2 separate regions of the Homo sapiens genome follow, and region 2 is linked to region 1. A link is a contact called in ENCODE Hi-C or POLR2A ChIA-PET data. All regions are on one chromosome and are shown on one strand. The core of a region is the stretch at or near the end of the contact, and the rest is flanking DNA. Distances in the headings are between cores, read along the strand shown. Region 1 has its middle 21 kb from the start of MFSD2A. Region 2 overlaps LOC105378669 (a long non-coding RNA gene).

What was found. Hi-C counts contacts between places; a loop is a spot of excess contacts on that map. ChIA-PET counts read pairs that join two places held with the same protein, here RNA polymerase II (POLR2A). Pooled maps may share reads with other maps.
Region 2: a loop to region 1 is called in a pooled map, with 4 times the contacts of the local background. The contact joins two enhancer-like sites. A Hi-C loop is called at or near these places in 2 of 168 maps with a recorded cell type or tissue (GM13976 and stomach) and 1 of 50 pooled maps. POLR2A ChIA-PET finds 5 or more read pairs at or near these places in 5 of 52 experiments (AG04450, GM12878, H1 and 2 more).

The regions. Positions count from the first base shown.
Region 1 is chr1:39,932,762-39,936,254 of GRCh38, reverse strand. No RefSeq gene overlaps it. Among named protein-coding and RNA genes, the nearest start is that of MFSD2A, 21 kb to the left of the region's middle. Within about 2 kb of position 1,859, at least 13 of the 41 ENCODE cell types and tissues checked have a DNase peak (open chromatin) inside an H3K27ac peak, as active enhancers do.
Region 2 is chr1:40,012,446-40,015,938 of GRCh38, reverse strand. It overlaps LOC105378669 (a long non-coding RNA gene), which reads left to right. Exons shown (of 3, transcript XR_001738013.3): 3 at 870-2,034. Among named protein-coding and RNA genes, the nearest start is that of CAP1, 27 kb to the left of the region's middle. RefSeq lists a silencer at 465-514. Within about 2 kb of position 1,563, at least 6 of the 41 ENCODE cell types and tissues checked have a DNase peak (open chromatin) inside an H3K27ac peak, as active enhancers do.

The DNA.
Region 1 (3,493 bases), core at 610-3,109:
CAAGGCCCATGTGCATGCAAGACTTCCCGAAGAGGCAGGAATTCTTGTAGGAAAATACAACTAGAAGAAATAATTTAAAATTGCACATATCACATAACTGCCCAAGGAAAAAACAACCAAAACCTGTTATAGTTTTTCACAGCGTCCCTCATGGGTACACTTGGTTCCTAACTTTGTTCTCTCATCTCAGATCCTCCCTCTCCACACCCACAAAAAGACTACCTTTTCAGTTCTCCACTGGGCAAAATATCCACCAGACTCTGTGCAGGAAACCTCACCTAGTAAGCCACATGCAATAGGATCAAAAGGATAAGAAACACTTAGTAGGAGTATTTCTTCTTCCCATGAGTCTAGAATAGTATCAAAGAAGGAGGATGGAAGGGTGCAGAAAATAGGTTTCAGCCAAACAGTCTAGGGTAGGCTTGGCAATTTTGATCCTCGTGGTCCTGTTCCTTTAATGTCTTTCTACCAATGAGAAGTGATGAGCTATGCCTCCTCCTCATTGTTCAGACTTGGCCTTTTAGAGCAAGTGAGGATGACCGTAGGGTGCTTAAATGCAGATCCAATATACAGACACATACACCCTTACAAAAGACAAGTGTTTATTCTCAGCAAAGATGCAGTCTAAATCCATCCTGAGGAAGAGAAACATTTTCCTAAGAGCCCTATAGTCTGATCCCTGCCTGCAGTGGGGCTAACACTCAAATTATTTTTCAGGGTGATGTCAGATGCTCTGGGTGCATTGTCCTGCTTCCAGGCTGTGCCTCCACCTATCCTGTGCAAAAAATGGGCCTAGTAAAGAGCATCAACCCACAGTGGCCCTCCCTGGATACATAATGTCCTTGTAAGAGCTTTGAAATGTACTTTCTTTACCTTAGACCAGATGAAAATCATGGGGGAGGGGGCTGAAATTCTTCCACCCCTAAGCAGAACAATCCAGAAGTGTTAGCTATTGGTTTTTCTCTTTTTTTTTTTTTTTTTGAGACAGAGTTTCATTCTTTTTGCCCAAGCTGGAATGCAATGGCGCAATCTCGGCTCACTGCAACCTCCACCTCCTGGGTTCAAGTGATTCTCCTGCCTCAGCCTCCCGAGTAGCTGGGATTACAAGTGCACACCATCATGCTCGTCTAATTTTTTGTATTTTTAGTAGAGATGAGGTTTCACCATGTTAGCCAGGCTGGTCTCGAACTCCTGACCTCAGGTGATCTGCTCGCCTCGGCCTCCCAAAGTGCTGGGATTACAGGCGTGAGCCATCACGCCCGACCGCTATTGGATTTTCTAAGTACCTCCTCATTCTTTCCATCTCCACTCCAGTCTCCCACTCTGACCACCACATCCTCCCTTACAGCTCTGTTGGTCTCTCCTAGGAAAGCCTCAGGGGTGTGAACCTCTAGTCATGCTCAGTTCTTGACATGTCTCACGTTGATTCATTCTGTCTCCCTGACCAGGCTGCAGCTTCTGGGTTCAGGAACTGGGCCAGGATCCCTTCATTCAGGCAGGCACTTACTGAGCCCTGACTCTGTGTCAGAGTCCTCGAGGAGTTCAGAGTCTGAGGGAGAAACCAACAGGTAAATAAATCATTGCAGTAAGAGTGTGATAAAAATTATGATAGAAGAAAACAGAGGAAAAATATGGGCAAAGTTGCCACATTGCACAACTCTGGGGGTCCGTATGACTCGTCTCCTCTGGGGTTGTGCAATGAGCCCTGGTCATGCGCAAGACCAGAGGAGGAGTCTCATCCAGTGTGGGAGGTCCAGGCAAGCGCCTCAAGGAGACCAGGCGTTAGCTGAGGCTCAAAGGGCAAGTTTGCCAGGCAGATGGGGAGTGAAGGGCAATCCAGGCAGAACAAACCACATGTGCAAAGCCACAGCGGGATGAGGAAACATGTTAAATGTTGGGAAATATCAGGAAATACATTTTGGCTGACGTACTGGGTACATGTGGGAGAATGCCTAGAGCTTGCTTGTTAAATGAATTAATGACTATAATAATAAAAATCATAATCACCAACATTTGTTAACCACTCTGTCTATGCCAGGCACCGTGCTAAGTGGTGTACATGCATTTGTTCATTCTAACTTCACAACAACCCCGTGAGGTAGGTTCTTTATTACCCTCCTCTCTGCAGATAAGGAAGCAGAGGCTCAGAGAAATTAATCAACTTGCTTAAGGTCACAGAACTAGTGAACTGCAGAGCCAGGTTGGAAACCTGGATCTCCTGATTCTAGAACACTGGGCCCTTGACCACTACTTCCCTCAATACTAGTGTCCTTGACTTTGGGCAGTCGTGGCTTCAGTGCAGACCGAGGAAGAGACCAGAAGTCACATCAGGCCCCCTTTAAGCTTCTCCAGCAGCAGGGCTCTCTGTGGGTATTGGCATTGACAAGGGTCAACTCCACTGAGACCTGGAGCAGGAAAAGGGGAAAATGGGGAGGGGGCCTCATGAGCTAATTCTCTCTGCATATATGAAAAGCCTCTGGGATTCCCAGAGCTCTCCAGAAGGAATTTGAGGGAGGCAGGGTCCTGCAGAGCCAGAAAAACACTATTTGGTGAAATTGGGTGTTTTTTGTTTTTTGTTTTTGAGACGGAGTCTTGCTCCGTCCCCCAGGCTGGAGTGCAGTGGCATGATCTCAGCTCACTGCAACCTCCGCCTCCCGGGTTCAAACGATTCTCCTGCCTCAGCATCCCAAGTAGCTGGGACTACAGGCACGTGCCACCACGCCCAGCTAATTTTTGTATTTTTAGTAGAGATGGGGTTTCACCATGTTGGTCAGGCTGATCTTGAACTCCTGACTTCAAGTGATCCGCCCGCCTCGGCCTTCCAAAGTGCTGGGATTACAGGCATGAGCCACCATGCCTGGCCTGAAATTGTTTTTTATCCTGGGCATGATGTAGCCTGGTCACACCCTGAAAAATGTCAAATTCTCTTCTGTTCACTCACACCTGCATTCCTTCTCATGTCACCTGTTTTTTTTTTTGTTGTTGTTGTAGTTGTTTTTGTTTTTTATTGAGACAGTGTCTTGCTCTGTTGCCCAGGCTGGAGTGCTGTGGTGCAATCACAGCTTAATGCAACCTTCGCCTCCTGGGCTCAAGCGATTCTCCCATCTCAGCCTCCTGAGTAGCTGGGACTACAGGTACCCACCACCATGCCCAGCTAATTTTTGGATACTATTTTTGGTAAAGACGAGCTCCTGCCATGTTGCCCAGGCTGGTCTCAAACTCCTGGGCTCAAGCCATCTAACCACCTTCACCTCCCAAAGTGTTGGGATTACAGGCATGAGGTACCACGCCTGGCCTGTCACCTGTTTTTGGTTTTTGTTCTTTTTTTTTTGAGATGGAGTCTCGCTTTGTCGCCCAGGCTGGAGTGCAGTGGCATGATCTCAGCTGACTGCAACCTCTGCCTCCCAGGTTCAAACGATTCTCCTGCCTCAACCTCCCAAGTAACTGGGATTACTGGCACACACCACCACACCCAGCTAATTTTTGTATTTTT
Region 2 (3,493 bases), core at 314-2,813, 80 kb before region 1:
AATGAAAGGGAATATGTGTGTGTGTTTGTGCGTGCACGTGTGCACGCGTGTGTGTGTGTACATATATACACACATACACATAAGAAATTTAACAGGTTTATTTTTCATACAAAGCTGGTTTGTGAATTAAAACAATTAATTTGTTTTCTTTTCCTCATGGCTTGGTTTCAGTTATTTTCTGTATGTGCATGTGTGTGTGTGTATATATATATATTCCCTTCATTCCATAGCCCAATTCTCATATATACACATATATGAGACAGGGGGAGAAGTGGAAGAAGAATTGCATGGACCAATGACAGTAATGTGCCATGAAATGCAGAGAACAATTAACCACATCTGAGGTTAAAATTAAAACAACATATAATATAAAAAGCCAGATAATACGAATTTTTTTTGAAGGAGTAAAGAAAGCAACTTCATAGGGAGATAAACCTCAGCAGAGCTATGAAACCCTCCTCAATTCTTCGGACTTGGGACTGGCCATCCCCACAGGCTTACATGTAAGAGCGTGCTGAGTAGCATCTGAGTCAGTATGAGAAACATCTGAATAACAATGTGTAATGCCCGCTTGAGGTTACCAAGGTTTGAATCAGTATACTCTAAATTCTGAATGTATATGGATGATGACTAAATAAGCGCAGGTCATATCTGAATCAGCCTACCCAGTCCATAGTATCCAATATACATAGCATGATTCCCTAAAAATGTTATTATATATTAGTATATGCATACCAAAAAAAGGTGGAGGACTTTGCTATAAACTATTGACAGAGTTGTTGGTGAGAAATGTGTGGCAGAGACTGGCCAAAAGTTCAACAAATCTGTTTCCTCTTCCGCCTGGCCACTCATCAGCTTACATTTCTCAGTCTCTCTTGCAGATAACTATGGCCGTGTGCCTGAGATCTGGCCAATGGAATCGTGGACAGTTCTCCATGCTCTTTCTCCTTCTGTGGCAACTCTGAATGTCGTGTGTTCAAGATGAAGACAGAAGATAGAATGACCTTGGGTCTCTGAATCATTGCTTGGAGAAGAGCAATTTACTGATCAGTGGTGTGAAAATAAGTAATTCAAAATCTAAGCTATTGGGCCAGGTGCAGTGGCTCACGCCTGTAACCCCAGCACTTTGGGAAACCAAGGCAGGTGGATCATTTGAGGTCAGGAGTTCGAGACCAGCCTGGCCAACAGGGTGAAACCCCGTCGCTACTAAAAATACAAAAAATTAGCCGGGCATGGTGGCATACGCCTGTGGCCCCAGCTACTTGGGAGGCTAGGGCACGAGAAACACTTAAGCCCAGGAGGCGGAAGTTGCAGTGAGCCAAGACTGCACCACTGCATGCTAGCCTGGGCAAGAGAGCAAGACTCTGCCTCAAAAAAAAAAAAAAAAAGAAAAAAATCTAAGCTGTTGGAACATTAAATTATTTTGAGCTTTAAAGAAATGTGTTTATGAGACTTGAGTCATGTGACAGGCAGCTGTAACCTAGGAAACTGTAAACATTTTTTCTCTGATTATAGATTAGCCTCCTTCCTTATCTACATAATTTTGTAAAATGTTGTAAATGACTAAAGGGTACTTCCCTTTAGTCCCACTTCACTGCTGATCTTCATTGCAGATTAACTTCCTTCCTACCTCTCTCACACAAAGCCTTCATGACTGTTACATTATATACTCTTTTAAATTAGAAAATAAATGAAACCAAGCCACAAGGAAAAGAAAACAAATTAACTAATTGAATTGTTTTAATTCATAAACCAGCTTTGTATAAGAAATAATCCTGTTAAATTTCTTTGTTTTCTTCCTTTATAAACAAGACCTTAACTTTTGACATCAGAGCACGGACCCCATTTCACTGACCCCATTTTCACGGAATAAACGCCTTAAAAAAATTTTTTTAATAGAAACAGAGTCTCACTTTGATGCCCAGTCTAGTCTTGAACTCCTGGCTTTAAGCAATTCTCCTTCTTGGTCTGCCAAAGTGCTGGAATTACTGGTGTGAGCCACTGTGCCCAGCCTGAATAAACTCTTTAAAAATGGGTGCTGATCCTTTTGATTCTTTCATGTTGATAGGGGCAAAATTCTGTTTTAGATTTCACTGGTAAAAGATAAAATCTTATCTTATTAGGCATTTGAGATGTTAGGATTGATCTGTTAAACTGCTAGCATTACATTAATCCCTACAATAGGGTTATAGGAAACTGCAACTTTCTACATTTTACATTTAGATACTGTTTGCATTTTGCAGAGCTTTACATTGCATATTTATAATCAGCATTGTATGCAATATAGATTTTTAAAAATTATGTTTCAAAATTTATAGCCAGCTTTTTCTCCTTGTCCTCTGAGTAATTCTTTTGCTTAACATTTTGGTGGAAAATGCAAAGCTGGGTGGTGTTACCAAAACGCTTGTTGCCCAAGGTCTATAAATATAGAAATCAGTTTGCTATCATTTCTGGGTTTTTTAATTGAAATATAACTCACATACTATAAAATTCACCCTTTTCAGCGTACAATTCAGTGGTTTTTAGTATATTTACAAGGTTGTGCAAATATCACCACTATCAAATTCCAGAAATTTTTCATTACCCCAAAAAGAAGCTCCATACCCATTAGCAGTCATTCCCTGTTCCTCTCACCCCACAAGCACTGATCTACTTTCTGTCTCTATGAGTTAGCCTACTCTGTACATTTCATACAAGTGGAATCATTAAAAGGTGGCCTTTCATGTTTGGCTTCTTTCACTAAGCATAATGTCTTCAAGGTTCGTCCATGGTGCAGCATATATCAGTACTCTCTTTTTGGCTGTATAATATTTTATTTGTGAATATACCACATTTTGTTTATCCATTTATCAGTTGATAGACATTTGGGTTGTTTTATGAATAATGCTGCTATGAACTTTTTTTAACGTAATTTTTAATTTTCTTTGAGACAGAGTCTTGCTTTGCTGCCCAGGCTGGAGTGCAGTGGTGCAATCTTGGCTCACTGTAACCTCCACCTCCCAGGCTCATGTGATTCTCATGCCTCAGCCTCCTGAGTAACTGAGATTAAAGGCTTGCACCAGCACGCCTGGCTAATTTTTGTAGTTTTAGTAGAGACAGGGTTTCGCCATGTTGGCCAGGCTGGTTTGAACTCCTGGGCCTATGTTATCTGCATACCTCTGCCTCCTAAAGTGCTAGAATTACAGGGGTGAGCCACTGCACCCAACCTGCTATGAACATTCTTTTTTTTTTTTTTTTTTTTTGAGATGGAATCTCGCTGTTGCCCAGGCTGCAGTGCAGTGGCACAATCTTGGCTCACTGCAACCTCCCTCTCCCAGGTTCCAGCAATTCTCCTGCCTCAGTCTCCCAAGTAGCTGGGATTACAGGCACATACCACCATACCTGGCTAATTTTTGAATTTTTAGTAGAGACGGGGTTTCACCATGTTGGCCGGGCTTGTCTTGAACTCCTGACCTCAGGTGATCCGCCCTCCTCGGCCTGTCAAAGTGCTGGG